Linked DNA regions of Mus musculus: all the other regions are linked to region 2. Evidence: chromatin loops called from intact Hi-C (ENCODE). Cell type or tissue: left cerebral cortex. All regions are shown on one strand. Links, peaks and the distances in the headings refer to the core of each region. The heading gives the core; the rest is flanking DNA.

Evidence for each region. Peaks named below come from ENCODE experiments on the same cell type or tissue, not always from the same donor. Only the 100,000 strongest peaks of a DNase experiment are listed, where the experiment ranks them.
Region 1: a loop joins it to region 2, with 6 times the contacts of the local background. A loop is called at or near these places in 21 of 42 quality-filtered maps.
Region 3: a loop joins it to region 2, with 4 times the contacts of the local background. A loop is called at or near these places in 21 of 42 quality-filtered maps.
Region 4: a loop joins it to region 2, with 4 times the contacts of the local background. A loop is called at or near these places in 14 of 42 quality-filtered maps.
Region 5: it touches region 2 in a loop (11-fold over the local background); 8 of 42 quality-filtered maps call a loop at or near these places.
Region 6: a loop joins it to region 2, with 5 times the contacts of the local background. A loop is called at or near these places in 2 of 42 quality-filtered maps.

What each region holds. Positions count from the first base shown.
Region 1 is chr8:14,365,394-14,370,848 of GRCm38, reverse strand. The region is part of intron 3 of Dlgap2 (DLG associated protein 2); the gene reads right to left. Among named protein-coding and RNA genes, the nearest start is that of Gm26184, 95 kb to the right of the region's middle. In left cerebral cortex, for the core only: a CTCF peak has its summit at 2,255 (motif pointing left); DNase peaks (open chromatin) are centred at 736, 2,250 and 4,664.
Region 2 is chr8:14,839,499-14,844,953 of GRCm38, reverse strand. Dlgap2 (DLG associated protein 2) reads right to left here. Exons shown (of 16, transcript NM_172910.3): 14 at 5,164-5,255; 15 at 1,304-1,456. Among named protein-coding and RNA genes, the nearest start is that of Cln8, 46 kb to the left of the region's middle. In left cerebral cortex, for the core only: a CTCF peak has its summit at 2,635 (motif pointing right); DNase peaks (open chromatin) are centred at 746, 1,134 and 2,669; H3K27ac peaks cover 990 bases.
Region 3 is chr8:14,355,069-14,360,523 of GRCm38, reverse strand. All of the region lies in intron 3 of Dlgap2 (DLG associated protein 2), which reads right to left. Among named protein-coding and RNA genes, the nearest start is that of Gm26184, 84 kb to the right of the region's middle. In left cerebral cortex, for the core only: a CTCF peak has its summit at 2,566; a DNase peak (open chromatin) is centred at 2,548.
Region 4 is chr8:13,929,286-13,934,285 of GRCm38, reverse strand. It overlaps Fbxo25 (F-box protein 25), which reads right to left. Exons shown (of 10, transcript NM_025785.3): 7 at 4,846-5,000; 8 at 2,922-3,104. Among named protein-coding and RNA genes, the nearest start is that of Fbxo25, 24 kb to the right of the region's middle. In left cerebral cortex, for the core only: a CTCF peak has its summit at 2,035; DNase peaks (open chromatin) are centred at 558, 1,290, 2,016 and 3,757; H3K27ac peaks cover 1,146 bases.
Region 5 is chr8:14,718,655-14,724,109 of GRCm38, reverse strand. The region is part of intron 5 of Dlgap2 (DLG associated protein 2); the gene reads right to left. Among named protein-coding and RNA genes, the nearest start is that of C030037F17Rik, 45 kb to the left of the region's middle. In left cerebral cortex, for the core only: a CTCF peak has its summit at 2,222 (motif pointing left); no DNase peak of the experiment used is centred there.
Region 6 is chr8:14,322,037-14,327,491 of GRCm38, reverse strand. All of the region lies in intron 3 of Dlgap2 (DLG associated protein 2), which reads right to left. Among named protein-coding and RNA genes, the nearest start is that of Gm26184, 51 kb to the right of the region's middle. In left cerebral cortex, for the core only: a CTCF peak has its summit at 2,418 (motif pointing left); DNase peaks (open chromatin) are centred at 1,375, 2,459, 2,742 and 3,693.

The DNA.
Region 1 (5,455 bases), core at 308-5,307, 470 kb after region 2:
CTTGAAAACTACCTCTTGTGGCTATTTTGTAGTGGTAGAGAGTATTTTCTTTTTCTGCATAGCTGATCTTTATAAACTAAAGAATATTTAGACAACCAGAAAAAAAACCTACAAATTTGATTTTCTTACAAAGAAGGAAAGGAAAACTAAGTTTTCTCTCCACGAGGAGCTAAAAAGGGTGTTTACAAAAAGCCATTCAAACACTGTTTGCTGGCCACACACTCACTCACTGAGGTGCCTCGGTTAAGGAAACCCTCTGGAGCGAGCCCCAGAAGAAAATCCCTGGATGAGGACACCAAAGTCTGTGACTTTCAAGGCACTAAAGCTATAGGGACACTTTCATTTTCGATGGTTACATATTAATACTTCTCACAATTCATTTTAAAAAACTGAGTTATTTAACAGATGAGAGCTATAAAGACCCCTGTGGTAGTCTATACCCAATGCAGCACACCTCAGTAACTGTCTTCCAGAAGGCTACTGATGAAGTCCTCAGACCCTTCACCCCAAACCCATTTTTACATAGGTATACTTTATGAGATCTCATCCCACTGTGAAGTAGTTTCACAGTGACAAACATTCGTTATCAGCCCCTTATCAATGGCGTTTGCATATTCTATAACTCACCACACTTCTTGAAACTCAGTTCCAACTGTGACTCCAACAGGAGAATCATAGCTTTTCCCACCCTTTAGTCTGCTCTTGTAGTTTTAAATATAGTTGTGAAATCACTTAGTCATATTTATAGGCACACTGAAATTTAAAGTCACAGAGCCCCCTGGAGAATAGCTAACAAGTTCCTTATTTTATAGAGCAAAGGAGAGACAAACGAGGGGAAGGGATGTATTCCCAGATCTCCCATCATGGTGGCATAACTGTGGGCACAGCAGATTTACCTGGTGTCCTGTCTAGACCCAGAGTCATGTGACCCTCCGAAGCAGTGCCTGGGTGCCCAGGTGAGCACATTAGTTTGTGCATGTGTATCCAAGTACAGCCAAGTAAGTCACAACAGTGTCCTAATCACTAGAGTTATCCTAGGGATGCACGGGCAGGATGCAGGGGCAGGGTGGAGGGGCAGGATGCTGTTGGAGTTCAAAAGGACCATCTTGGAGATGAGAGCAACCTTAGAGGCTTCAGAAGAGGCTCTGTCAACACTCCGGCGTCAAGTAGTAAGACCATAGATGCCATCACTAAGATAAGAAGCACAGAGGCTCTGCAAGTAGAGCAGGCTTTTAACAGTTCTTCCTTTGCCCTCTTCTCTAGCTAGGACTTTTGCAGTCTCCATTGTGGTGTCCATGGTGTAGGTATAAAAACCTCACAGGACCAAAGTCAAACAGGAACGTGTATTAATCCATATGTTCTTCATACATTCCCCATATCAGTTTCAAAGATATTTGCTCTTCAGGGTGAGGACCTCAGGCCGCAGAAGTTGAACAACTTGCTCCAAGTCAGTTACTAACTGAAATTAGATCCAAGCAGACTGGCCTCTGAACTTGTATACCATCGTCCCCACATGCCCTAAGATTTTTAATCACAGAAGAAAAACCAAACTGCTTGCCATTACATAGGTCATAGAGATCTGTGTGATAAAAACCAAGAGCCAAAAACAGGATATCAAAGACAACATGTATCGAATGTTTATACTTCCCAGAAGGCAAACGGCCAAAGCTTATTCGTCAGATGACTGTTTAAAGCGTGGGGCCTTTGGGAGGTGATGGGGCTATGGGGGACAGAATGTTTCTTCATCCAATCCACCTCATTGAGAAAGCAAAAAGACATTACAAAGACCCAGGAAGCAGGCCTCTCTAGACACCGGACCAGTTGGTACCATGATCTAAGGCTTTCAGCCTCCAGAACTGTGAAAAGCCGGTGTGTGGCTTTTAAACAGCCACCCTGTCTGTGCTGTCCATCACAGCAGCCTGAGTGAACTAAGACAGGTGTCAAAACAACAACAGGAAGAGAGTGTTCTTTTCAGCAGGCAGTTCTAGGACAGCCAGAAAAGCGAGAGAGAGAGAGAGAGAGAGAGAGAGAGAGAGAGAGAGAGAGAGAGAGAAGAGAAGAAGAAGAAGAAGAAGAAGAAGAAGAAGAAGAAGAAGAAGAAGAAGAAGAAGAAGAAGAAGTTGCATCTGAAACCTCACATCACAACTTTATTAAAAATAAATAAAGGAAAACAACAACAAACAAACCAGCAAACCCCCTTAGGCCTGGGTGTAGGAGCCACAGAACTCAGAACGCAGCCCAAGAGCTGCCCCTGGTGGACAGAGGTTAAACAGGGAGTTTTGAGACAGGGCACTGCAGGCACAAAGGACATGGGAACTAGCCTTAAGCAGAGCTGAAACTCTTGTGCTGCAAAAACACCGAAATACAGCAAAAAAAGAAAAAGAAAACCCACAAAATGAGAGAAAATGTCTGAAACCCCTATAAATAACGAGAGGGCCTATATCCGGAATATTTAAGTATCTACAGCTCAATAACAAGACAATCGCTTTCAAATGGACAGAAGAATAAAGTCATTTCTCGAGAGATGAGACATATGAGACAACATGCTGTAGACAGAAGCTGCCGCTGCAGTACAGTGCCTCACTCTTTCTAGGGCACCTGCAATGCAAAGGGCACACTAACCACCGCTATTAGGGTATAAAGAAATCCAACTCCATCTGTTACCAACATAAACGGAAACGGGAGCCACGAAAAGCAACCTGGAGAGTGATCAATAAAGCAGACCTGCACCATGACCCCACACAGTCCTCTCCCAGCTATATCTAAGAGTAATTAAGGCATGTACAGGATGCTTAGACCAGCATTGCAGATAACAGGGGAGAAAAAAAGAAAAACAACCACTGGCTAGTGAGCGGGTAAACAAACATTCAAATCAGTACCTGAAAGCAAGCAAGTACGAAAGCAGCTTAAAGCATGAATAAACTCTGCAATCCTTTCCTACTGAGAGAAGCCAGACCCCACAACCGTTTATTGTGGGCTTCACCCAACACAGAATACCCAACAAATGCACTACTCCATAGATGTAGGAGGTAGATTTACCTGCCAGCGTTGCTGGTCTGGGAGTGCTGCAGCAGCTGCTAATGGGTCTCAGATCTCTTTTGGAATTGTAAAAAAAAAAAAAAAGAAAAAGTGATCAAATTTATCATCTGATAATGCAGCACAGTGTTTTCAATATACTAAAAAAGCAACGAATTTGATGTTTGAAACAAGTGGGTTTTATGTTGTGTGAACTAATTTCAAAAGGATATTTAAAAAAAAAAAAAAAAGTTATGCCGCCACATACTAGAGATAAAGACAAGGTGCACGCCAGGCTGCCGAAGCCCTGAGCACAGGGAACATCTCTCAGCACTTACTGTGAATAAGGCCGTAGCCCAGGGGGTTGGGTAGAAAACAGAGGCGGGTCTGAGATGAGGTCCACATTCAGCAGGACACCTAACAAACCAAGTCTCCTTCTACAAGCAAGTCTGTTAATAGGAAGCTAGATGGAGAGACGACTAAAACTGCCATTTGCCAAAGGGCCTTAGGCTACTGTGCAAGCAGTGACAGCAGACAGGAGTCGGTCACTATCACTTCATAGCCATTCGCAGAACCTGCCAGCCATGTCACTCTACTGAGACCAAAAACATGAACATATACAGTATGAGAAGTCACTAAACCCTGTCTGCTGTTACTTGGGCCCTCTGTAATTCTTTCTTCCTTCCCTTCCTTCCTTCCTTCCTTCCTTCCTTCCTTCCTTCCTTCCTTCCCCTCTTCCTTATCCTCTTCTTCCTCCTCTCCCTCTCTCTTTATCTCTTTTCTCTCCCCTCCCCCTTTCCTTTCTCCCTCTTTCCTCTCATCTCTTCCTTTCTCCCCTCTCTTCTCTCTCCCTCTCCTGCCTCTCTCATTCTCTCTTCCAGCAGGAAGAGAAAAGAATCACCCACTCTCTACTGTACATAAGATAGCACACATAGCTGAAGCTTGGTCAGCAGAACAAACTGGAGGTGTGTAAAACCGGCATTGGCAATGTGCCTTCACCACAGAGGAGAAAACCCCAGAGGTAGTGCACAGACCCACCACACTGCATGCGAGAGTGCAGTTAAAGTGGACAAAGCAGGAGCAGGTGGGAAATCGAGGTAATGAAACTCACATGATGCTTCAGAAATCAGGTTTCTTTTAATAACTGTCCAGCCTCATCCTATTTGCGGCTAATGCATGCCTAATGGACAGGGATTCACTGCTCTTCAGGGCTTCTCAATAGAAAAATCTTCAATAAAATCAAAAGGCACATTCCTAGCGTTCTCTTCGTTAACTATTTTGAACGTGTGTGTGTGTGTGTGTGTGTGTGTGTGTGTGTGTGTGTGTGTGTGTGAGACCTCTCAAGCCCTGTACAGTCTGGGTTTTAGCCCACAAGCCTGGTATTTGGCACTCAGACCTGCAGAAATCCTAGACATCAGAGTTTGTCTGAAGGGCATGCTTGAACATCTCACTACTTCCTCACAGTGGGTGTTTACTGAGCACTTTCTTTTTAAAAAAAAAAATAGTGTTTATTTACTTAGTGCATGTCTATGTATGTGCGCCGCAGGCTGCAAGAGTCAGACATGAGCATGCAGGAGTTTGGTCTCTCCTCCACAATTGGACCCTGGGGGCTGGACTCTGGTCGTCCGGCTTGGTAGCAGGTACATTTCCCTGTGAGTCATCTCACTGGCCCCGCTGAGCACTTCCCACGTGAAGGGCACTTTTCCAGGCACTCACACTCAAAACTGAACATCAATCATACACACGCGCACACACACACACACACACACACACACACACACAACACATAAATACACAACACATATATAACACACACATACACACACACAACATGCACACAACACACACAAATACACATAATACACACACATACAGACATAACACACACACACCTCTTTAAAGCCAGATTTCTGAAAAGGGGACTCTCAGGAGGAGAAAGTGGGTAGACGGTAGATGGTTGTCACCAGCAGAGTAGGGACAGGTTGATGTCTGTTGAGGGCAAAAACCTCCCTTGGGAGGAGTTCATTCTAGAGATTATCTGTGCTACACAGCATGTCTTGAAAGGTTGTTGAGAGGGTAAAGCCGATGTTCTCGATAACACAAGTACCACAAATACATGAGCAACTCATGTTAATAATCACAATTCAGACAATTCAGAGTGCATCCATCTTTGAAAACATATTGCAAAGAGTAAATACTTACATTTCGGGTTTGTCGGCTGGAAATAATGAAATCTGAAACGATGCTCGGTGTGAGCTCAGACAGAATGTGCTAGGCTTACTGCACACTGACTGGCCGCACTGAGACCACTCCTGTGCCCCTAGAAACAGGGATGCCAGTGTGCAGAGGAAAAGAAGAAGGAGCCTTTGGAAGCTGAGTCTAGTGTTCCAATCAGAAAGTCTCAGAGGCTGGGCGTGGTTGACCTTGCTGTGCTCACTGG
Region 2 (5,455 bases), core at 270-5,269:
TTATTCCATTCGTGTGCCTTCTTCGGGTAGTGTGGGCTTATGTCTGTGTTCCACATCCCTCTTATTATCTGCTAGGAGGAGTCTGCTCGATGTCCTCAGGGGCATGTCAGGCTGGCGGCTTTGAGCCTCACTAGCCACCAGCACTGTGTGAGGAAGCCCAGACAGTGAGCACCCTCACTGTCTTTCCTCCTAAGCAGCAGCTACACAGTCTCCCTCATGCAGTAAGTGGTACTTCTCCAAACGATTATGGATCTGTTTGCTCTGTAACTTGACTTTATTTCATTTTGAGACAGAGTCTCCTGATTTATTTCAGGTCTCAAACTTACAAACCCACTTTGGCTTTCCACGTTCTGGGAACTCAGGCATAAACTACTACCACATCTAACTGGAATTTTAAATAAAAGGACCACATTTATTTAGTGAGCATATGTATGGATGATGCATGTGGGTGTACATGTGCCACAGTGCACTGTGTGGAGGTCAGAGGACGATGTATAGGAATTAGATCTCCCACCATGTAGATCCTGGGACCGGCCTCAGAGCATAAGGCTTGATGGCAAACACCTTTACCCACTGGGCCATCTTGCTGGCCCCATTAGCCGTAACTCAATTTAATGGACTATATCTGTCTAGAAAATTCAGGCCATTATTAGATCTCTAGGGAGCTTGTAAGTCGACACATGCATTGCTGACTTGGACTGCCTTCCAGGGCTCTCCTGAGATGATGTCACCATGCAGCAGGAGCCAAATTCAGACTTAATGCAAATTTTCAGCCTATTTAAGGATGATGAAGCTCCATCAGAAGACCACACCCTCAGACTGCTCCGAAAGGTTTAAATGCAGTCACGCCCTTAGCTCCCTACATGTACCAGGTAAAGTGTATTTGGATAGAAGACAATTGTCATCTTAGCCAGACCTAAGATCTTACCTGTGGGAGATCAGCTAAATACAATCCAAACAGAAGTTGGATGAAAATGAGCCAGGATTTATCCCTGGAGGAAACGAGATTAGAGATGTAGGGATCTTTCCTGGTGTCTCTGAGATGTCTGTGTACCGGAGATAGAGCAAGACACCCACTGCTATTCTCGAACCTAGGATTCCATTCCTGGCCATTTGTGTATGTGCTTGCAATACCCCTCCTCCATCACACACACACACACACACACACACACACACACACACACACACACACACACACAATCTGTTCCTGTATTAAATGTGGAGAAATCCGCTATCATCTGGTACCGGAGCAGGCGCCAGAAGCCTACAAGCTTGGGACCACCGCATCACATGACTGCATTACCTTTCTTTCGGGTGACTCTATTATCTTCCAGTCATTGAGCTTCAGCTGGTGCAGCTCGTCAAACTTCATGCTGACATCTTCCACAGACAGCTGCAGCATATCCCAATAGCCAGCTAGATCCTGTGAGGTGGGTCTTGGCATGGCGCTGGGGTCCTGTGGAAACACAGGGACATTATGGGGGGGGTGTCTATTCTTTCTCCTTTAAGTCACTCAAGGAGAAGCCCCACACGTTTGAAACAAGGCAGGAGATTCTTCCTGACCACCTCAGCCCAGGCACATGCCAGTGGCTTACAAACACGTAGCATATCCCTTTAATGCTTCAACTTGAAAATCCTGGGGGGCGGGTAGAATGTAGCTCAGTGGTACAATACTTGCCTAGCATGTACAGACTCTCTGGGTTCCATCCTTCAAATGGTTTGCAGCTCAAGAAAGCCATAGAGCCATGTGACTTAATCAGATGGGACGGATTGCCCTGTGGGTAGGCCACTAGGATTATGGCCATTTTTTTTTTCATTGTGTTTATTTTGATGGGTCCTAGCTCTAGTTCTGAGGATTAAGCATGACTTCAAAAGGTAATGTGATTTAAGTTTTCTCCCATGGAGAGTCAAGTCAATCTCTTGAAGGAACAAAAGACTCAAGGACACCCCCTCCCACTTAACTCAGCCTGTCCAAGGGGTGCCACTCCACCATCCACAGGCAGAACCTGGGCTTCTTCTCAGCCTAAGACGAACCTCACTTCTGCACAGTGTATGGTCCAATTGGCTCCCTTTTTTTGAATTATTTATTTTATATAAATGAGTACACTGTATCTGTCCTCAGACACACCAGAAGAAGGCATCAGATCCCATTACAGATGGTTGTGAGCCACCATGTGGTTGCTGGGAATTGAACTCGGGACCTCTGGAAGAGGAGTCAGTGCTCTTAACCGTTGAGCCACCATCTCTCCAGCCTGTTTCAATGGGTTCTTACTGTGACAGTTAAGCACCGATTCTGTGTGTGGTTACCTAACTCAGTGTGAGGCTGGCTTATTCTGTAGAGTTACACAATCAACATTTGTCCAAAAGTGCTTACATTGTTCACATTTCATCAGTGGTCTGGGTTGAACATTGTTTGGTTCACAGCTGAGTGAATGCTCACGTGGAAACTATACCCGTTGGGCACCATTGCCTCTTCCCAGTTCACAGGCACTCAAGTAACAGCCTATGTCACCAGGGAGGGTCCTAGGGTAGAAGGTGAACTTTCACAATGTGAAAGTTCCATTTCCTCCTAAGTGGGGTTCAGAGCTGGGCTCTGCTGTTCGAGCCTGTTCTTCCATTGAAACACTAGATGGCGACGTCTGTCCATATGTCTGCCAAGCTAAGGCTGACTCTGGCAGTCCAAGATTTCTGTCTGATTCTGCTTGAGTGTGTGGGAGAGGGATAGCTGCATTATAGCTACATCACAAATTGCCCATGCCTGCACAGCTTGGAGAAACCTAGGAAGAGGTGTCTGTCTTTCCCTAGGGTCATTTCCTAGACTTAAGGATGGGCAAACTTCCTACAAATGTTTACTACCAGCAGTGGCCCCAGCAACCATGAACCACGGCTTTGAGAGCAAATAATATGCTCTGTCTTCCGCCTATGTCTTCTGACACTGCCCTCCAATGAGGGTCTCATAGGTCCCAAAGAGAAACCAAAAGAAAAGAAGATAGCCAACCAGATTTTTTTTTAACTTGCAAGGCTTCAAAGATGTCAGGGTGGGTCATTTCAAGGCCAAATCAGCTCCATCAGGTGCAGAAGAGGGGTGCAATTAAGAGGCTCAAGGGTGAGCTTTGTCCCCCCTGCAGAATGATCTGAACCGAGAGGCCTCAGAGGCTGTCTGGCCACCCTGAGTACAACTACACAGAATAGCATTCCTTATGATCAATCTAATCTTGCATAGGTAGTGCGCAGAGGAAGGCAGAGCCACACATAATGGCCAGACATTTATCTAGTTTCATCTCCCAAGGTCGCACACCTTCCAGATCACCCTTTAAATGTCGACAAAGCTTCATGCCAAAGGTGCCGTGTTATCATGCGAAATGTCCTGATGAACTTTAATGGGCTAACAGGAAAATGTTAGAGAAAACGTTATCCTTAATGACCTGATGAAGGACCTGGGTCCACAGCTCTGAGGGGCCATGTCCGCATATGCAGTAGGACATGCTGTAAGCCCAGTGTCTCCATGTATGCTAACAAGCACAGCGCAGTCAGAACACCTGCTGCCTTTGTGACAGGCCCAGCAGAGCCTTTTACCTTCGTGGAAAATGTTAGGTACTAAATGTCAGGACTGTAAAATCTCCTATAAAGAACTACGGATATAATTCATGATTCTCATGGAGTTATAAATATCTTAGTCAGGAGAAACCAAACAATGTGTGTGTGCAATAAATGGGTATATGCATATGTTAATATATGAAGGTAAGGATGTATGAACATACATGCAGGTATATAAATACACACACACACATATATATACACATAATGCACATATACATACGTATATAGATAGAGATAAGATAGATATAGATTATATAGACATAGAGATGTATAGATATAGATATATAGACATAAGTATAGACATAGGTATAGATATATAGATATAAGTATAGGTATAGGCATAGGTGTAGATATATAGATATAGATATAGATATAAGTATAGGTATAGGCATATGTGTAGATATAGATATATACAGGTGAGTTTCTTCTCTTTTTGACAGGAAGGCCCAGGATCAATGCCAACTGAATTCATAAATCTATCTCAAGACACATTCATTTCTGTCCTCACTATAGGATATGCAAAGGCCAAATGACTTCTAAGATTTCATCTTAGTCTCCTCACACTTATATGCATCTGTGCTCAACATCCCCCGACCCCCAGCTGATTTTCTTTCCTTGTGACCTCGGCCATCACAGCAATTCATTCCCTACCTCTTCTCCTGAGGTTTTTTTCTGGAAGAGAAAGCAAGTAGAGGAAGGTATACAGTCAGACTCTTCCCCCACTTCTGCATGCCCTACTCAGCCCTAACCCCAGCCCAAGCCCCAGCTTCCACCTGGAACCTGGGCCTAAGAGGTGTGAGTTGCCAGGGCCTGAATGTAGATGACTAGGGTATGTGAGTCCCAGGTGGAGTCAGCACCCTAAGGATGGGATGTTGGTCCTTGGAGCTAGGTGTGTGGGTCTCCAGTGCAAGATGTGTCGGCTTCTGGACCTTAGGGATGTTTCTAGGGCCATAAAAGGTATAAGTGCCCCACTGATGTGGGGTGTAGGTCCCTAAGACTGAGGTATGGCTTATCAGGGACAATGTGTGGGTCTCCAGGCTTGGGATGTGGGTCCAGGCTGGGCTATATTCTCTCCCATCCCTGCACTGGAGCTCTCTGACCAATGAGGAGTGTGGTGGTCTGAATGAGAATACTCCTCATTGGCTCATAGGTTTGAATTCTTGGTCCACACTTGATTGAATTGTTTGGGAGAGGATAAGAAGGTACGGCCTTGTTGGCAGAGGTGTGTCACTGGGATACAGTTCTGATGTTTTAAAAGCCCACACCATCCATTACCATTCACGGTTAACCCTTTCTCTTCCTGGGGGTTGTGTCTCAGTAAGATTTTAGCTACTGCCCCAGTGCCATGCCTGCTTGCCTGCCTGCTGCCATGCCCCGCACTACAATGATCATGAAAACACCCACTGAAACTGTCTGTTCCTAAGAAACTTGTTCTTTTATAAGTTGTGTCGGTCACGGTGTTTTGAAAAGTCATAGCAACTGAAAAGTAACAGAAAGGTTCTGTGACCACGAAGGCCGCACACATCTTGGCGTCTATGGGATCGAGGCTACCACGCCACTTACCATGTTCTGCTGACAAAGCCAGTAAAACTGCTGGAACTTCTGGGACATGAGCAGCTGAGCACTTCCTACAGCACTCCTGATCTTTCCTAGAACTGGGAGACACAGGGAAGACGAAGACTCAGTCAGTCATAACAAAGCAAGAACGCCGGGCGTCCAGTGAGCAGGGATCAGAACTGCCGTCCATGCTTTCTCGCTGGGGTTGGAGCTTAGTGTGGACCATGCTAAACGCATCCATCAGCTGATGTTCCCATTCCTTCCCAGCTTGTGAGAATACACAACGACAACCAAGTGT
Region 3 (5,455 bases), core at 197-5,196, 480 kb after region 2:
TGAGACACCCGAAGAGCTGGTATCTCTGAAAGTTTCTCTGCCATACAGCAATCTCCCTTCACTTGCTGAGGAACTTTTGACAGTTTTTGCAAACACAATGCAGTCAGTCTGCCTAGTCTTAGCTCCTCCTGGGCACAGCTGGAGACTCAACTTTGAGCTGACTCTCTGTCACCATGAGCTGAGCTGTCCTGTGTCTGTTGCCTACGATGTTCCATCTCCTCGCTGTGCACTATGAGAGACTTCACTGCGAACTGTGTCCTGTGCCCTCACTGTGAGCTAGGTCCCCTCCCGTCCCCATGAACTGGGTGCCATTCTCCAGCTTCAAACACCCAGTACAATACAGTTGGTACAGAGTAGGGACTGGTTTGCTACGTGAACCTCGCAATCAGAGTTTGATGGAGCACTGCCTGGGGAGGATTCCTGTACATGGACCCTGTCCTTTGCAGACTTGCACATATCCCTCACTTGTATGAGTGACAGGTGTCCCATGGCAGGGAGACCCCTTAGGATACTTCTCACAGCGCAACAGCCTCATCCCCGCTCAGGGCTGTGTGAGGGAGGAGGAAGGAGTGGAGTGTTGAGTCCTTTCTCTGGAGTTGAACCAGCAGAACAGGGCCTGCACACGGTCACCCAAGGAACAATGGGCCTCTATGCTGAAAGATGTTTGTGGGCTGCCTCCTTCCTCCAGAAAAGCCCCCAGACTGCACAGACACTGTGAGACCTACCACCAGTAGTTACACTTTACGTAGCTCTCCTCCAGCTAAACTCCGGCCTTCTTCTTCTACACTTATCTTCTCTGACTTGTCACCGAAGCAGGCCTTAAGTCTACCTCCTTCCTATTTTATACTCTACTATTCTATACTATAGCTTCCTAAAAAGAGGCCAAGAGGCATTTCTTCTTCTAGGTACCCAAAACACAGGTAATAGGTGCCCACACGGAGGCTTGCTTAACTCACCATTGGCAACTGTGGTGGTTAGAATATGCTTGGCCCAGGGAGTGGCATTGTTAGCACATGTGGCCTTGTTGGAAGAAGTGTGTCACTGTGGGGGTGGGCTTTAAGACCCTCATCCTAGATGCCTGAAAGCCAGTCTTTTGCTGTTTGCCTTCGCAACAAGAGGTAGGACTCTCAGCTCCTCCAGCCCCATGCCTGCCTGGATGCTGCCATGCTCCTGCCTCAATGATAATTGACTGAACCTCTGAACCTGCAAGTCAGCCCCAATTAAATGTTGTCCTTATAAGAGTAGCCCCTGTCATGGTGTCTGTTCACAGAAGAACACTAAAACAACAACCCAACACACTAACCATCCTTCTACTCACAACTGATCTCAATCCACTCAAGCCAGTCACGGTCATCTGAGGGTCTTACCTGTTCTGCTCCATCCCTTCCTCTATTGTGGCACTCCTGGCCTTCCTTCTCTCTGCCACTAATCAGGTATTTTCCATTCACTGTCACTTCCTGGGGATCAGCTACACCCACAAGGTATAGCACCGACTTTCCACTGGTGGCAGTCGCTTCACCAGCCTCTTCCTCATGGGCCTTATCAGCAGGTATGCAGTCACAGTGGGGTTACAGTCTGAACCCCCCCCCATGGCCTTCAGCACCCACAGCTTTCCAGATACCAACTCTCCCCAGGTTCATGATAGCCACCACTTGTATTTTGGCCTTTATCAATCCAGGAGAGCACTTGCAAGTTTTCAAGATCCTGGAGAGATGGCCCAACTGTTGTCTGGCCTCTCAGTCAGAATTCCCATTACTTTGCTTCTTTCTGAACTTCGCTTCTGTATATGTATATGTGTATGTATATGTATCTTCTGTATATAATGTGTGTATATATGTACATATGTATATGTGTGTGTATGCATATGTACAAATGTATGTATGTGTGTATGTATGTACATATGTATGTGTGTGTGTGTGTGTGTGTGTGTGTATGTGCTATCGTGAAGGCACAGGCTTGCTTCTGTATCCAGCCCCTGCCTACATGTGAACTAAGGCTGCACACACTCTCAGCCTTCACCTACTGGGGACCCCACCTGGGGATGTCACAGTAAACGCCTCCACAGACACAGCCCTACTCCCCTGAGCTCAGACTCATGCCTTTCCTCCCACCAGCTACATAGCCCTTGAGAAAAGGGTGACAAGCCTGAAGCTGTCCTTTGACAGTTCATGTTTACAAGATATAAACAATTCTCTCCTTTTTTTTTGCTAAATATTAAAGTATCAAAAATTACATTCTGTGAAGGCCCTGTGCCAGTATGTCTTTCATGATACCTCTAGGAGCTGTCCTCAGATCTACAGAAGTCATGATATGGATTTTCTTCCATGGGAGCTGTGACCTTGAGACAGACCACACTCTAGACTGATGTTGTCCCTGTTTTGAGGCAGTGAGAGCTCCTATCTTTGTATCCCTGTATACTTGATCAGCCCCCATGAGAAAGCTGGTGCCAGCTCCCTGCAGCCCTGCAGATAGTGAAGGATTTTCCACTCCAAGGCAGAGCAGGACTACATACTTCTTTTGCCCCAGCAAAACATCTGTCTCTGCCTTGCAATGCGGGTGCACGGCTCCATCTAGGGGACAAAGTTACTTCAACAGTGAATACTCAGAGAGGTCTAGGGTTACCTAGAGCCCCAGAGAACAAAAGGCAGAAACTATTTGATCGCGTTTCTGACAGAAGAACCCAGCTGAGACCCTGAAGAGCTTCCACTGGGGTGGCAGAAAAGACACAGCTCCATGGTTAAGAGAGGAGACATCTGTATCATCATGCCTAGCAACACAGCTGTGTGATTGGAGGGGAAATGGCCCCCGCAGCTCATAGCTTTCAATACCTGGTCTCCAGTTGGTGGAACTTTTTGGGAAGGATTAGGAGGTGTGGCCTTGGCGTAGAAGGTGTGTTACTGGGGGTGGGCTTTGAGCTCTTAAAAGCCTGATGTCCTTCCCAGTGTTCCCTCTCTACCTTGTGGTTGTGTCAAAAGATGTGAGCTCTCAGTTGGTCCTGCTGCCATGCCTTTGCACCACCATCACAGATTCTGACCCACCGAAACCATATATATGCCCAATTAAATTTTATATATATATATACATATATATATATATATATACACATATATATATACACACACATATATATATATACACACACACACATATATACACACATATGTATATACATGTACATCATACAGTATACATATATGTGTGTGTATGCATGTGTATATTTATAATATTTAAATTATATATACATATATTCTATATATCATGTATACATATGTATACATGTATATATGTGTACATGTATATTTATATTTAAATATATATTTAAATTACATATTATATATATGTATGTATATGTATCCTTAGCTATGCTGTTTCCCCCACTGCAATAGCAAAGTTACTAACATAGTAGTTCACAGCTCTTTTACTCCCTTATAAGCTTCTCAGGTTTATGGACATACAGATGCATACACCTTGAGGCCATGGTGCCCACTCAAAAGGGAAACTAAAGAAATCAATGGGAATGTAGGTCTCCATCTACCCACAACTGTAACCACTCTGGTCAGATTTATTACTGTATTCACACAAGTTTCTTCAAACTGTTTTAAAATTCAGAACATAAAAAGCAGCAGGTATGTTAAGGGAGGAAACTTGGTTCACGGACAACAAGGCATGATGTGAAAACGGGAGCAGGGACTCAGAGGTAAAAACAGATGCACAGCCCCGCAGAGCACACAGTGGAGCTCACAGGTCAGGCTCCAGCTCCAAGGGGTGGGTGAAGCACCTGCCTTGAGCTCTTCATGATATGGGTTGTAGGATCTGCTCGGTTTGTAAAGTGTTTACTGCACAGGCTTGAGTACCTGAGTTCAATTTCCCAGAAAAGAAAAAAGAAACAAAAGCAAAACCAAAACACAGACACACACACACACATGTATACAGACAGATACACACACACACATACACACATATGTTGTGCCCACCTCAGCCGGCAAGGAAGACACAACACGGTTGGATTCTTCTCAACAGCCTTTATTGCAGGAACACCTCGATGCTGCTACGGGGACCCTGGGAACCCAGGGAGGTCTGCTTATATGCACCCCAGCACAGGAGAAGGCTTCGTGGCCCCCTGGGATTGGTCAGTCTGCCGGCACCTAATTTGCATGCATCCGCTTGGGAGGGGTTGGAGCCAGATTCGGGCTTACACCTGCGCTGATGTTGTTTATGACAATGGCACACCAGAAACCGGCGCCATCTTAGAGTTGGCTTCCTACACACATGCACATATGTGTGTGTGTGTGCGCACACATGCTGGTCCATGGTTGCAGTCCCAATCCTCGGGTGTAGGGTGAAAACAGACAGATATCTGGGGCTCACTGGACTGCCTTGACTAATTAGCAAGTTGCAGGTTAATATGAAACCTGTCTTGTCTGGAGCCTCCCAGCCTGGAGTGGGTTAAAATGGGACACAGAGTAGGACTCTGATGTGGCTTTAAAGACTGATGGTCTCTGGATGTCCTAGGTCTCTAATTATACTGAAATGCTGATGATAACTTTGAAAAAGTCCTAAAAACTTTCTTGTCCATTCTGAGGGATAAAAGCCTCTGATTTAGGAGATTGACTCCTGTAGCCTAACAGCGGGGGATTAAGTAATGTGGCCTTTGTTCTATCTCTGCAGGAATTGCTGGGCTCTCTCACTTTCAGCCTGCTGGTTGAAGTCTCAGGAAGAAAAAGGGAAAGAGAATGTAGCCTTTATTTCTAAGTTGTAAAAAGTTTCCTATGAAAGCTCTCTAAGAAAAAGGGGAAAAACAGAACGACACCAAGTGGGGCAAGGGAAATTCAGGCTCTTCTCTTTGTCCTCAGCACTTATCCATCTTTCAGAATACGTGGTCACATGGCAAAAAGTTCATCATACGTTTACACATAAGATCAAATCATAAATGGAATAAGAAGTTTACAACAGAGAATGTTTGCATGCTTATCCACTAGGAGTAATTATCCCATTAAACCATCACCACCTGTCACAGCTCCACAGGTTCATTGAGAGTTACAAACCATAACTAAGCTATTAGTGACGTTTAGTATAGATAAACCCAGACAATATTTTACCTTCTGTCCAAGCACCTATAATAAATCGTTAGTTCCCTTTTTATGACCTTTGGTTAATGGTTTTACCACCTCTTGGAATGTGCTCTGGGTAGTAGAAAGTCTGGTTTCTATCTAGAAGCAATTAACTGGTGACACATGGGAGAATGACAGTTCTCATTGCAGTTTTAAAATGGACCTAATAGCAGTACCACTATAAAAGAGTGTAATAAATACTGATACAATTTCAGGAATTCTTACAGGATCATCATTAATAATTAATAAATCATCTATTTGTCTAAATAGCATCACAAGACAGTATGTCTTCGTAGATCAGCAGAGATCTACTCAAAAGGGTGGGGTAATACCTCCTGATTGTT
Region 4 (5,000 bases), core at 1-5,000, 910 kb after region 2:
TGAGGGGTTGCTTCGGGCTGGAGGGAGGCTGAGACGACAGCCAATGGCACAAGGTTCCTGAGGCAACAATGGTGTCCCAACACCAAGCACAGTGACAGAGACACAAACCGGGTAGCATCTGAGTGAGGTGTTACCAAAGGGTGTGGGCAATGTAACTTGGGCCATGAGAAAACAAGACCCATGCTAGATCAGGTCTGCGTGCATCGGAACTGCGGAGCCAATAGGCACGTCCTCGATCATTTAGGAAAAGATGCCCTTGTCTAAGTGTGCTATGGCCTTTTAGGAGTGTTTCGCTTCTTATTACTGAAAACAATCTCTTGTACAACATGTAACCAGCCACACCTTTTAAGGACTTCGTTTGGAAATAATAATGGAGCCAATGAGGGACTCTGATTTCTAAGACAGCCTGAAGAGCAGAGGGGCCGTCACAGGCCTGGCTGGAGCGCTCTCCGTGTCCTTTAAGCACCATGGAAACATGAGCTAGAGACAAAAATACCTCTGCCTTCCCTCCTCACGGCTCCATGCCCAGTGTTCCCAGGAGGAACGCCCACATGCCCGGGTGTTTCTCCTCTGCATAAGAACCTGGGGTCTTTTTGTTACTCACGTCTCACATCTACGTCAGCTGCTCACATCACACACATCTTGCCAGTGGCTCCTGCTGCTGTCACTACAAACAGCTGACCCAGGACCTACACAGCCTTCAGCTTCATTGAGGTGTTTCCTAGCCTGCAGTGCTGGCCGGACCCTGCCCTGGCTGTAAGCTACTGCTGATCCTGAGAAACCAGGAGCCTGCTGCTGTTAGTCACTCTTGAAGAACTGGTAACATCTCACAGTTCAGTTTTGTGATTCAATCAAGAAAATATGCATCAAAAGACGCTCTCACAGGTGCTAACGGATGATTCTACTCTAAGTTCTTATAGAAGGTGAACACTGTTGTAAACAGACCTTTAACCTTTACAGTCTTTCATCAAGGAACTTCCAGGACTCACAAACCAACAGTCAGCCGATTTCCTGAAGGACGTGTGACGTCTGGATATATAACGCCTGCCAGGGGTTCTGGTGGCCCAGGCCGAGCCCTGGCCTTGCCCTATGGTATCCTTGGAGGTAGGTCCCAGAGCAATGTGTGATGCACAGGGCCCATCCTAGACAGACATTTATTCATCACTCTATCCATGGCTCTAAATATTTCCTCCAAAAGATCAACCACTCTCTCCTGCATTTCTGATGCCAGCTCAAATCTAATCTCAAAAAGGAGGGGGCGGAAACACAGTTGCCGCTGAGAAAGAGATAAGAAGAGAGTAGGAAGAGTCAGGATGGCTAAGGATGCAGGGAGCAATGGACGTCCACTCCCACTCAGATGGAGTAGCTATGCCTCTTGCTAGGTGGGCTAGCCTGCCTACCGAGCCATTCTCAGGCCCAGCCTCTGCACAGCCCAGTCCCATGGACCCAGTTCCATGCTCACCCATCTGCAGCATCCTGGCTGCACTGCTCCATGCCTGAGAACCCAGAGCTTCCTGCGCTCTCACAGGCTCACTCTGGGTCTGGGCATCTCCTTGGGGCTCTGCTTAGGACTTTCCTAGGGTCCTGGCTGGGCACGTACATCACCCCTGACTACCGCCTTTGATGTCCACACCAGTGTTTCTCTCAAGCAAGATCCTGAGAGCCATATAAAAGGTGCCCTGTGTTCCAGGTGCTTTGCTGGACTTTTTAAGCTGGGTGGAATCTCAGCTGTGGCTAAGACCCCTGATTCCTTCTTCTGATGGGACCTGCTTTCTGCTCTGCCCACATCTGCCGTGAACCAGGCACACTCTGGCCCCCACGTCACAATGCTCCAGCATCCCAGGTATGTCCACATCCGTAAGACAGACAATGCATCACTCGCTGCTTCCTATCCTTGAATGAAACAGGCACTGCTTGATGCAGTGAGCCAGGATGCCCACATGCTGCAGAAACGCAAAGGTGGGGATTTCACTCTGGAGCAGGAGCATCAACTAGCAAGACACAGGACCTCAAGATGGTGCCACCAAGTGGGAAGCACGGGAACTGCAAGGACGACAGGCTGACAGGAGGGGGCAGAGCCAGAGTGGGACTCATCAGGGAAAGAGACCACTGTGACCTTTCCCAGGAGACAGGACACAACTCAGCTAGTTAAGTAATTTGGTACTAGGACATTTTTAGAATCATGATTCCTTTTCAATATGAAACATGAGCCTTGTAATTGATACAATTCAGAAGCAACTTTGGTATCCTCTAGCTGCTATCAAGTGCTCCCCACCTTCATTCGAGGGCAAAGGATGGTGGCCAGCTGGCCTGACTCAGGGACTGACCTGCACACTTTAGTTAGATCTTGGTTTCTTTAAAAACCACAGGAATATCGTGGGACTATGGTTTTGTTTTAACCCAGGTGTGGGATACGGGGCTGCTTCAGACTATCCACAGCAGCTGACTGTGACTTGCCTCGTACTCTAGCCGGGCTATGACTTTACCAGCTGTAGATAGTTTCTGCAACCGTGTAAGGTCTGGAATTCTAGGGGTTTTTCAGAGGGTATAAATGCTAGGGCCCCAAGAAGCCTTGGGGGTGGAGGGATTGGGTTGGGTTGTTGGTTGAACAATGGTGGGTGGGTGGTTGTTATTGGGTTACCATTTGTTAAACAGTTGTGAGCAAAAAAGAAACAAGGAGAAATCAGATATCATCCTGATGGTGAAGATCACACTGCCCCACAGAACCGACACTCCTATTCATCAGGAAGTCGTCTAACAATAATGTCACTCCCTTTCCAACCAGACCGATGGCATTCACAGTCTCTCTCCATTTCGCTCTATCCTTCCTTCCTCCTTATCTAGTGTTAGAGGGCTGGAAGGTGGAGAAGGAAGGAAGAAAGAAGAACCCACAAGCAGCAAGGCCAGCTGCCCGCACTCACCTGCTGCTCAGCAAAGTGGTACTGACACAGTCGCTTCCACAGCCGCCTGTCTTCACTGAGCATGTACAGGGTTGGTGTTACCTGGCCCAGGGTGACAATGTCCCAGCCATCTGAGAAACGGTACAGGATGTTGTTCAGCATGTGCAGGGGCAGGTCACTGAGTGTGAGGCCAGTGTTTACCTGCTGAAAGGAAGCACAGCGGTGTCACGTGGAGAAAACACAGGGGCTTCCTGCAACAAAACACAATGGCCATGCTGTAGAGACAGCTTCAGCAAGACTACAGCGAAGAGGCCATGTGCTCTGACGGTCACTTCAGTCTTCTTCACTGCTCTGCAGGGTGGTCTCATGGGGGCTACCACATAGCATCGTCTCATGGGGCTGGCACATAGCGATTTCCCTGTGCTCAGGAAGTTATCCTTGGACATGCCTGCCCCTGCTCTATTTTAACTAGAAAAATACCTAGAAAACGGTGGATCTGAAATGTGGAACTGCTGATGACATCGACCCTGCTTCATGGCAGCAAGTGAAGTGAACATGGGCTGCGCTGCGGTTCACCCAGGGACAGGCCTGGTGTCTGTGCGGCCTCCCAGCTCTATCTGTATCTACTGTTAAATCTCAGCTTCCTCCTCACTGACACTGAGCGTGTTTATGACGTACAATATGGTTAACACAAAGCAAACAAGCTTCTGTAGCACAGAGAGGGAGAAAGACGCCCAACACGGAGGGTGAGGACAGCTGCCAGCTGTTGGTCTGATAGGTTAATGTACAGATGCTAGGGAAGTGCAGGACTCAGGGAAGGGTGGATTAGCTGGATGACACACCTCCAGAGGATATGCAGACAGCCAGCATCACTAATCTAATCATGAGAGATGCAAATGACAAATGCAGTGCTGAGCTGGTGCAGGGGAAGTCTCAGGACTGTTGGCAGATGGGTGTGAATAAGCAAAGAGAAGAGCTGTGGGGAGGCTCCTGAGACAACAGAAACAGAACGGCCATGTGACCCGCAATGCTGTATGCATCCATCCAAGGGAACTGAAGTCACGTGCTTAGAGTAGCAGGATTCATGGTAGCCAAGACCTGGGGTCAGCCTAGTGCCCATGGACGTGACTTTTTTTTTTTTTTTTTTGGACGTGACTTAATAGAGAAAATATGTTATATATTACTCAGCCACAGAAGAAATGAAATACTGTCATCTTCTGCAGTATGAACGGAACCATGGGTTATCCTGTTCTATGAAAGAAGTCAAGAATAGTAAAACAAAATACCGCATGTTCTAAGTTACATGCTGGAAGGAAAAAACTGGTCTCAAAGAAGTAGAGTGTGAAACAGTGGTAGCCAGAATCTGGGGAAAGACGGACAGAAAAGGGTAGGGAATACATGGCTAATGGGCCCAGGATAGGAGAGATGACGTCTACTGCTCATTAGCACAGTGGCATATCACCGCTAACAACAACGCTCTGAAAACCTCAGAGAGCTGATGAATACACGAGGTGATGGCTGCCAACTGCCCTGATGTAGTCTTTACACATCACAGATCTATAAAGCACCACATTGCATCTCCTATGTACATACAATTTTTGTGTCAAATAAAAATAAATTTAGGTCAGGTGTGACGGGGCTCACCTTTAATCCCAGCACTCCAAAGGCAGAGGCAGGTGGATCTCTGAGTTCAAGGCCAGCCTGGTCTACAAAGCCAGTCAGAGATACATAGCAAAATCCTGTCTCTGGGGAAAAAAAAAGAAAGAAAGAAAGAAAGAAAGAGAGAGAGAGAGAGAGAGAGAGAGAGAGAGAGAGAGAGAGAGGAAAGGAAAGGAAAGGAAAGGAAAGGAAAGGAAAGGAAAGGAAAGGAAAGGAAAGGAAAAGAAGAGAGAGACAAGGAAAAGAAAAGAAAACCCCCAAAACCAAACAAAGAAAAGAAACCTACCTTTGTCACCTGGAGGTTCTGCAGCTGCTGCTGCCAGCTGAGGACGGTCTCCAGGCGGCAGATCCAGATGTTGATGTTCCCGACTAGCACTGACTTCCCCACCCCTCTCACCAGGATGCCAAGGGTGGAGCTCAGGTCCTGGAGGAGGCCTTTGA
Region 5 (5,455 bases), core at 241-5,240, 120 kb after region 2:
CTGAATAAACCCTTTCCTCCCCAACTTGCTTCTTGGTCATGATGTTTGTGCAGGAATAGAAACCTAAGAAAGGTGCTTCTGCTCCCATGGTGGGAATTACCATGTGGGGGAGGAACCCAGGAGTAGAGTATTAATGCATGGTCAGAAATGTCCCCCTTCCCAAGTAAAATGCAGTTGATCCTTACACCTCCTTCAGGGTTAGCATGAGCAACAGATGAACAAATTAAACATATGCTTCAGACCGCATCAGGACCTCACTAAGCACATAAAAACTGCGGCCATCTTTCTTTTAAAAATCACCTTCATATCTCCTACTGAGCTTGGCTGATACCTCCCACAGGGGGATTAATGCAGCTCCCATTGAGTGAGGTGTCTGAACTGGAACAGATAAAAGGTAGTAAAATGTAGGAGAAAGCAAGCAATCGAGGGCTTGGAAAAAAGGGGGTAGCAAAGAAGACATATATTCAGATGGAAACTGCTGAAGGCAGTAAGGCCAGGACTGCTCTTGACAGCATTTCTCTGAAGTGGTTCTCGGGGCTACCACTGCAGGGCATGGGCCCCGTCCTCGGCCCTGCCCAGCCATACCTTGTAAGTGCCATTCACTGCTCTATGCCTAAACATACGGCTTCAGGTTGAGATGCAGTAGAATCCCATAGCAGAGTGGACATTTATGGTAGACAGAAAGGACCTTCCCCATCCATAAAGTCATGTCAAGGGTAATTTGAGGAATGCATCAAAATAACCCAAATTTATCTAAACCCATCAATTCCTCCACAGCCTCAAGCTAATATTCAGAATTTCATTAACCCTCTTCATTAGTTCAACTGTGTATCATAAACTGGGAATATATGTGCTTACACACACATACACACACACACACACACACACACACACACACACACACACACACACACACACTCACGCACCCATACACTGCTGAGTGATTCTTCTTGGTTCTTTGATAAGCAGATTCAACAGCAGCCTCAATAATCTCTAAGGCATACAAAAGTCCCCACTGAGTAGACATACGTCAAAGCCACAATATGAAAAGAAAACCTGCACCCAGGTGGGTGTCTCCTGGGAGCACAAGGTGAATAAGGAGCTGCAGAGTAGGTGATGCTGAGCTCAGGTGTCTAACCCTGCAGCTCTGTCTTCTAATTGCATTGCTGTTTTCCACCAGACTGGACTAGCGTGCACATCTGCAACGTACCGCCACTTAATTACCGAATGACATCTTATTTATGGGCTTAATAAAGAGCTTTTAAACAACTCCTCCTTGTAACACTCAGAAACAATGGCTTCCAAGGCACAGAAGAGAATTGCTGTTTGCTGTAAGACCTGGTTCCATTATTCTAGAGGCCAAAGGTCGGGACTTCCTTTTTTGTGCTTGAGAAATCTACTCTGAAATGGAACTTTAGCATCACAAAAGTAACTATAATTTGTTTTGTAAACAATTTCTCCTATCTGGATTCTTTCTAATGCAAATCAGAGGCTTAATAATTCCTGCCCACCAGCCTTCTCTCTTAACTTTTATTTGGCTATTGTAATTATACTACACTTCAGCAACATGTTGATCCTAAATGCATGCCCCAGAATCCAGCAGCAAAAGGGGACTTCGCTGCTCCACAAGTGAACAAAAACTGGAAATGCAGTTCACAAGGTGGTGACCCTGACTTCCTTGTTTTACAATATAACATTTATGAAAGCAAAATAATAGAAAGTTTTACCATAAAGAGGTCTTGGATATAGACAATGTGGACACTAATATCATTCAACCCGGAAGTATTGTGGATGCTGCTGACTTTCTGCTAGGAAACACACAGGACCTTTGTAGAAGTCACATAGTCTCTCACTAAACTGAGAGATTACTAGGGAGGGGGTATCAGTGGGTATTTATGCAGTAATATTATTTTTGTTTTTGTTATTAATGTCTAATAACATTATGACTGCTTGTAGCCTCACTCTTTCATTTTATTAATTACTATTGTCTTTCTTGTTTTCTCTCTCTGTCTCTTAGTCTCTGTCTGTCTGTCTGTCTGTCTGTCTACCTCTCTCAGTGTGTGTGTGTGTGTGTGTGTGTGTGTGTGTGTGTGTGTGTGTGTGCAGGTGCACATGAGCCACAGTATGACTAGAGAGATGGTTCAGTGGTTAAGAGCACTGGCTGCTCTTCCAGAGGTTCTGGGTTCCATTACCAGCCCCTCTATGGATCTGACTGCCCTCTGCAGGCAGTACACACGTGGTGCAAGTCACACATGCAGGCCAAATGCCTGTACATATGCCACAGCAAGTGTGTGGAGGCCAGAGGACAACTTGCAGGAGTTGGTTCTCTCCTTCCACCATGGCCCCAGGGAACTCACACTTCTAAGGAAGGTGCTTTTGCCCGCTGAGCCATCTCACTGGACTGGAAAGTGTTTCAACAGGGGAACCTACTAGGGAGAGGGCACCTAATTTGGGAATGCATAAGTCAGGCCTGTGAATTCCAATGACTCCTCTGAAAAGAGTCTAGGTGGATGATGGGTTGAGAGGCACACACTGCCCAGCCCCAGGATCACAGGCACTCCTCCTGCTGAAGGGTGAGAGGGAAAGAACTCAGATCATTACTTATAAAAGCCTCCCCACCCCCACCCCGTGGTATTTGAATGTGGTTTATATTTTCATTCTAGAAAGAGCCAGTTTGGGGGTTAGAAGCCTTGGCGATTACCCAAAGCATTTGAATGGAGCCATCAGAGAGATGATGCTCCCATGAGAGGTGCTCCCGTAGGTTGGTACTCCTATTGAGAGATGCTCCGACAGACAGGTGCTTCCAGGAGATACCCTTTCCAGTCCACCCACGCAAGAAAACCTGCTGGAAATTGAGGTTGAAATATTTCTTAAGAGTCAAACAGATACATTAAAAATTAAAGTGCACCGTGAGGTCACTTTGTGGCAAGGCATGGATCTCATGTTACTCGAGGGCATTTATAAACGAGTGTGACCTAGGAAATAAACGAGGCCAGGATCTGAGAAGCTGTAAAGTGTTCTACCCTTTGGCAGGGCAATTACCGTTACTCTATGTTTTTAGAAAAAAGGAAAGAGAAAAGGGAAAAAACCTCTTAAATGAAACAAATTGCTTTGCACAGAGCGTTTCTATAGTACCAGGACACCAATTTCATGTTACTTACTTGTTTACACACTGCCAAAGAATTTAATCTGATGCTACAAATGTTAATGAGAAAATAAGGTAAACTGTTGAAGTGCTTTTATACCATGAGAGAGAGAAGGAAAGTGAGACTGTGTGCCAGAGCCTTGGGCAAGAGTTCCAGGCGGCTTGTAGCCTCGCTCTTTCTGTGTCCAGTGAGAATAGAAACAGAAAAATCACAGGAAGGAGAGAGGTGTGTTCAGAAAAAAAAAATAGTTCAAAATCAGAGAGGGTCCTCTTAGAGAACATTACAATACAGGGAAGAGAAGGTAAATTCTCAGCACTGTTGCTACTGCTTAAGGTGTGTGTGGAAATATGAGCTAGAGAGCTGGGTCGGGGACCTGGATTCAGATCCCTAGCACCTACAGTACCACATCAACAAATCAAACATCGGACAGCAGCTCCCTAGTGCTCACTGGTCAGCAAGACCAGCTAACTGCTGGGCTCCAGGTTCAGTGAGAGGCCTTGTCTCAAAGATAATATGAAAAGTAGGCCAGGAAGACATCTGGCATTGGTGTCTTCCACATGCACAGATATACACACATAATATATGCACAAACATATTCATGCAATCCACATGTACACATATGCACACAAACATGTACATACAAATATGTACATATACCACACACATGCACACAGGTGCTCATGGGTCTAAAGAAAGCATTTTCTTGAAAATATTAGTAAACAAAAGGAAAGGCATCTTATGGACACAAAGACAATATAAATTACAAATATGTGCATGAGATTCAACCTTTCCAATAAATTATAAGACTATAGGAATAAAGACTATTTTCCAGAATAGATTCATTGAATTAATGTGTCCTAGGTAAACAGCGGAGCAAAGGAAGGGAGAAGCTGTCCTTGTAGACAGACAGACAAACAGAACATCATTCCAGTTCTTGGATGGCTGGTTCCTGTTTTCTTTTGGTTGCCATGGTACTATACTGGAACTTACAGTGTCTGCCCAGATTTTCACATTGCACAAGATGCTGAGCAGCTGTTGAGTTTAAATGCTCACAACATAACAGCTGGCACAATCTTAGCCCTGTGGGTCTTACCTTGAGAATACATCTTGCAACGGGCGGCCAATTCCTAGCAGTTTTCAGATAGCAATCAACCATCCCATTTTCATAGCCTCACTGTGGACCAAGCCCAACCACCCTATCATCCTGGGGTCTTTGAATCTAAGGACCCTGGAAGAGTACAGCTAATACATGCACATTAAAATAAATTTAATAACAATTTCTTTTTGCTATGAGAACAGTATAAGGGCACTGCAGACAGAATGGCAAAGCTCCTGTCTGAGTGCTGAGAGGACTGTCTGGTGAGACCCTTGCCCTGGATCTTGGTTACCTCGATGCCACAGGCTGCTCTTCTGTTCCTATGGACCTTGGCTGCTGTTAGCTTTGCTGCTGAGAACTCCATGCTGATAAGCACTGAAGTAGCCATCTTTCTGATACTTGCAGGTAGGAATCTAGAGTGTGTGTCATCTTCTCCTCTCTCCCCAACTCATGTAGTGTCCATGTCTTTGGGCTCACATGGGAACTGTTTCCTGTTTCCCACACTATAAACCCACGCTGTGAGCTACCACTGTTCTAGGCTCACGGTTCTCTGTCTGAATATGCTTACACTTGGCCAAGGTGTAGCAAGAGGAATTCGGCAGCTGTCTAGGAGTGTATCCTGTGGATGAGGTGCCGCAGGGAGGGAACAGTGCCTCTGCAGAGCAGCAGACTGCACGAGTGGTCATGCATGGCAGAAAGTGAGCAGGAGCATGGCCATATTGTCACTGAGCCTCTCCTCTTGAGAGGTGAGGCCTTCACGTTTGAAGCACTGGCATTATTCAGAAAATGCCCAGGAAAATCATGCTTACTACACACAGCCTGCTGAGAGTTCCTGAAAATGTTTAAAAAGCATAGGCTCAGACTCAAGGCTCACAGTCATCTGTCTGTCTTCCTACACATTCAGGCCAGTTCATCTGTCCACTTTCCACCTTATACCAAGCACTGAAGTTTCCTAGGGACTAAGCAAGTGTCATTATTCTGGGTTGTACTTTGTTGGTAGTGGATGAATGAGTGACACTTGGCTAAATAGAAGAAATGGGTCACTAGTATTAAAAAACAAAACAAAACAACAACATCATCATCATCAACAACAACGAAACCAAACCAACTAATAGCTGAGCCCTGGTCAACCAGCATAAACCTGTGTTCTAGATGAAGAAAGTGACATGCAAAGAGGCCAATGGCCTGGAGTCACACAGATGGATTGGGAAAT
Region 6 (5,455 bases), core at 179-5,178, 520 kb after region 2:
CATGCCCCAGTGAACTCATACAAAAGCCACAGAAGGTTGGTATCCAAGGCTGAAAGATGTGAGCACCCAGGCTGGAAAAGTGAGCAAGACTCCAACAATGAAGGAATAACACCAATGCAGGTACTAAGCAGTCAAGGCTCACACCATCAGGTCACCTAAAAGAAGATGGGTGGCAGCAGATCCGTCCACTCATGAAGCTCTACAGCTGGCAGAGCCACTCAGTACAGACAGAACCGGAACACTCTCGGCAGGAAACCAGGAGAGGGAGATGAGGCAGGGGACCAAGGAGCTTTCTGACGAAACCTTTTAGTCACATGCACTCACAAGCCAATTGTTCCATACGTGAATCAAAATCCATTTAGGAAAAGTATGAGAAAAATTATGGATAACCTTTTTAATTTTTTGCCCCCTGGGATCTACTTAGTTTTGTTTGTTTGTTTTGTTTTTTGTTTTCTTTTAAATAGGACTCCACTCTGATTTGGTGAGGAAGCCTAAATAGATGCTGACTTTTGAGTATTCCAGCACCTGAGCAATGTTATCTATTTCTTAGACATCAACTAAACTTGAAATTTACTTTAAGTAATGAAACAAATCTTGAAAATTTAGTATCAGTGTAAGCATTCAAGCAATTGTTTCCTAACTTTCAAATCAAGTGGGATTAAGCCTTGGTCCTCATGAGACTGGGGCAGGAGAAGGGGTCCAACACAGCCTGGACATCTTGTACAGATTCTAGGACAGCAGGGAAGAGAGATGGGAGAGCAAAGCAGAGCCCTTGGGGCCAAATGTTGGGCTCAGCAGAAGCAGGGGCGTGGGGTTGCAGAGAGGCCAGCCCTTTAGAGCCACTTAGATCAAAACCTACAGAAAAAAAAAAAAAAAAAAAAAAAAAAGGAAGGCCACCTGCTACTGCCAGAGAAATGTGACACACACAAAAAAAGAAATCACATTTCTTTTCCATTCTATAAAATGAATAGCTAAGGAAATGAAGTTAGGCAGGTAGTAAAACAACTTAAGAGGAGGAAGAAGGAAAAGAAAAGGAAACCCAAGAACTTTAAGCAAGATTGTCTAAAACCTCAGAGAGCAGATGAAAAGTCACATGCTTCCAACGGACCCATGGACCGGACCTCAGGTTTGTGGATATTAGCACTTGCCAATTCCAGGAGCCCCCAAATGAAAATCCACTTGCTCCTTCAACTTTAAAACCTTGACCTGCATCTGGGGAGAGCACAGCCTGGGACCTGCCTTCTGTTGTGAGTGCTCACAAGTGCTGGTCATGGAAAAATACGTGCTTGCATGCCAGTTCACAAGCCTGGGGAAACCGTGGAGAAAACGGTAACTCCCCAGCACACACAGGACCCAGAATAGAGCAGGAAGCATGTGGAAGTTTAGTCTTCAGCCAGACAGTAGGCCAGTGGGCACAGTGTGGGGAGAAGTCCATAATTCTGGAAGCTAGAGCAAACACTTAAAATATCCTGTTGCGTTCTGAAGCCACGGAAGACAAGGACTCCTCTTAAGATGCGTCGAGTACAATGTCAACGATAATAGCAAACACAGAATCATAGTCGGGTTGGAAACTATCTCCCAAAAGCATTAAAGAAATTAAGAGTTTCCTTATTTCTGTCCTTTTTTCTTTTTACTGGGTCATTGGGAAGAAGGCTGGTCTCTGGGGAAAGTTCTGAGGTACAAGAGGGACCCAGGCCTGTGGAAGCTGCATATACCAAAGGGCAGATGACAGCTTCCTCGCGGAAGACGTGATTAGAAATAATGGAAACCAGTGGCCCTGCAGGCTGATGTAAGTCCAGGAGGGAAATACTTCAGCAAATAAGCAGCCCGCCCTGTCTGTTTGCCAGATGCATTTTAAAGGGCAACCACTAAGCCTAGGGTTCAGTAAAAGATACCAGAGTGGGGGAGGGGCACAGTGAGGATGCCAAACACCTGGCAGACTTGTCAAAGTTCATCTCTTCATCGTGCAGTCTGTGGTGACCGGAGCCACCAACAAGAGGGGTGGCACAAGAGGCAGCCACAGTCCTTCAACGAGCCAGTCTCAGAGCGGGGCTCTATGGCTCTGTAATTCTATTCCCACCCATACACGCACACAGAGCAACGGAAGGATGGGCTTTCAGGAGCTTGAGTATGTATGAATAACCATCTCTGCTCAGGGGCCTTCCATCCAGTTCCCTGTGGTGCCTTGGGGCACTGACCACTAGCAATGATGTGGCTTTTGTGTGGCCAGGGAGAGTTCCCTGGCACCAATCCCAAACCAACTTTCTGTTTCAGCAACTGAGTATAAAAAATAGCCAAGACCTGTGAGGCAACAGGGGATGCCCAAAGAAGTGTTGTGAAAAGGCTCACCTTGATTCAGAATGCAAACCAGAATCTGAACGTGATTTCCACAGTTGCTATACGATGACAAACTGCCTCCTGGTGGATTATGGTGCCGACTGCACATCACGAGTCATTACATACCCAATGTGGTGCTTGGCAGGCTGTGGGCAAGCAGCAAGCACACTATTATCTCGATCTCCCTTCAAACCACTTCAGCCACATGTTGCTGAGGCTCCTGCCTCTGGGTTCAGGAATCTGTTTTCAGAGTGCATTCTACCTCTTAGCCAGAAACGATGATCCATCCAGTAGTCAAGACTAGAGAACAATCGGAAACCGCACAAGGTGCTAATGTCTTCAGAGTGATGCATAATGCAGCTCTCATTAGCAGGGCAGCCGGGAACACAGAGCCAGGGAGGTAGAGCCTATCCTGCTGCATTGTGTTGGCCGGGAGCTCTCAAAGCACTGTGTTCCCAGGATCCTCTCAGTTATATGATAGCCCTTGAAAGGTAGCTCCTTTGCAGTATTCTGTACCCTACAGGACACCCTAATGGAGGCAGAGCTTGAGAACTAGCATCATGACATCCAAGGGTGACCTTGTGGCACTTGTATAACCCTATACCGATGCCATAGATTTAGGAAGTAGGACACTCAGAACGCCAGACATAAGAGCTGTCTTAAAATAGTTTCCATTGACAAATCCATGTCCACTGGGGGCAGGGGACATGTATTAACAAAAGATACCCTGTTCTCAGCTGTTGATTGACTTTTTAAAAGGTTTATTTACAAATTATTATGAAAATTCTATAAAAATTGAATCAGCCCTCTCTCCTTCAAACAGCAATGTTCTCAATCAATTTGCAAAGTTTTCTCTCTATTAATACATTGACTCTGGAAACCAGGGAAAGGGGCATCCTTTAGACCTACTTCTAAGCTAAGTGTACAGGCCACTTTACTTAATGACAACAATCTTCAAAGCTATAGGAACAATTCTCCGAGGAGTCACTGGCATGTCCCAGCCTCCCAGCAAATTCCTGAAGCTGAGTTCCCAGACCGATCAGGTCAGAAGTGAACTTCAGAGGTTGTCAGCTGTAGAATGAAGGAGTGACAGTCACACTGGACTCCTAAACTCGGGCCACATGCTCAGATTGTTTTCTTCCTCCTGGCCTTCATGGAGGTGGTGCTGGAGTCAAGGTCAAGGGGGACATCAGGCCAGAGTCCACACAGAAACCATCAGGACACAAATACGTGGGAATACTGTGCAGAGTGTGAAGCCCTTTGCAAATATTTGCTCTTCCCTTCCTCCCATGATTTATTTGAAAGCAGGCCTGATCCACGCAGCATCTGTTCCCGCTAAGCCTCCCATTTAGATGCACACGCACAGGAAGCAATTATCCTGAGGATGCTCTGCTATCTTGGCTCTTGACTAGAGAGACAAAGGTGGGTGTAGAAAGACATGCATGGTCCATCCCTGTTCTAAGACCAGAAAAGAGTCAGTTACACTGTGAGTCCTCCTTTTGTCTACTCTGCTCGGTGATCACTTACAAGGAAGATGCAACAACTATGTAATTAAGGAACATGGGTATGTCCTGGTGGTGGTAGTCCTGAATGTCCTCAAGCCATGCTCTGTCCTAAAGAGGCGTCAGCATATTGAGAGGGATGCTGTGTACCTCATGCCTTTGCCCCTGGGTACTAACAGAGCTGTGAGAACTGTCTTCATGAATATTGTTGGTCCTTTCTCAGTGGACCTTCCAAAACAGCATATCAATCCCAGCCTAGTAGTTTGGTCTGTGTCCTTGGGCCATCTAGAACAACAGGATGAGCTGCTGGAGGCTCCCTGGGAATGAAACCATCCAGTCCTACAGCCTGAACTGTAGGGGTGGGGGCAGGCACTCTGTGATCCTCCTAAGTTGCATGGTTGAAAGCACTTACTAGATATTGTTCACAGAAGGAACATGAAAGCAGGTATATCCTAGGATTCCTGGATACAAAGTCAGGAGAGATTCCAACCATCCCGCACAGCTGACTAATGTAAATCTGGGGACATGGGAGAGCAAGGTTAACATCATCTCCAGGTTGGACAGTGGCAAATTTAGGCTATAAGCCAGTATGCCTACATCTGTATTTAAGGACATTTCTTCTAGCATTTCTCAAATGCACTAGCCCTGCCAGTGGCTTCCTGATGTAATGGCAACAGATACACAACTTCTACATCTCAGACACTGCACAAAACGACCGAAAGGACCACTGATACAGGTTCTATACATTTGGCATCTTCTGCAGAGACTCTGTTAGATAAAAACATCTGGAGAGAACACACCCTCATGTTGAACCACTCCAGGGATAATAAGTACTACCTCTTAGGACCTGCAGCTTCCCAACTACCAAGAAGCAAGGATGTGAGCCCCTGAGATGTCTGCACCTTGGCATTCCACATGGATTACCCAGGAATCAGAACCATATTGCCTCCAATACACTAATTCTAGGTGCTCAAAGATCTATGCATCAATGTCTTTTGTGTGTGTGTGTGTGTGTGTGTGTGTGTGTGTGTGTGTGTGTGTTTGCATGTGTGTAAGTGTGCAGACACGTGTGAGAAGGTCAGAGGCTAACTTCAGGTGTTATTCCTTAGGTTTCATCTACCTTGTTTCTTCAGACAGGGTCTCTCACTGACCTGGAACTCGCTTACCGGGCTATGCTGGCTCGCTAGAAAATCCCAGGGATCCACCTGCTTCTGCCAACCCAGGTCTGAGATTCCACGCCTATGCCTGCATTCCAGATTTTCCATGAATACCGAGGATGAAACCTAGGCCCCCGTGCTCATTCAGTAAGGTCTTCACCAACAGGGCCATCACCCCAGCTCCAGTCTGATTTTTAAAGTGAATAAAAATCTAAATGTCAACCCTGAACTGTATGACTAAGTAGTCAAACACTTAAGCCAGCACACAGTGATGCTGGGCCCCATTAGAAATGAACAATGACTTTCATTTTCCAAAGAACCCATCATCTTAAAAAAAAAAAAAAAAAAAAAGAGGTCAGATATAGAAAGAGGAAAACACTGCATTCATATGAAAAAAAAAGGAAATAACTTGGTAAAGGCAGTTACTCTGTGTAAAAGCTCACAAAAAGAATGTGAATG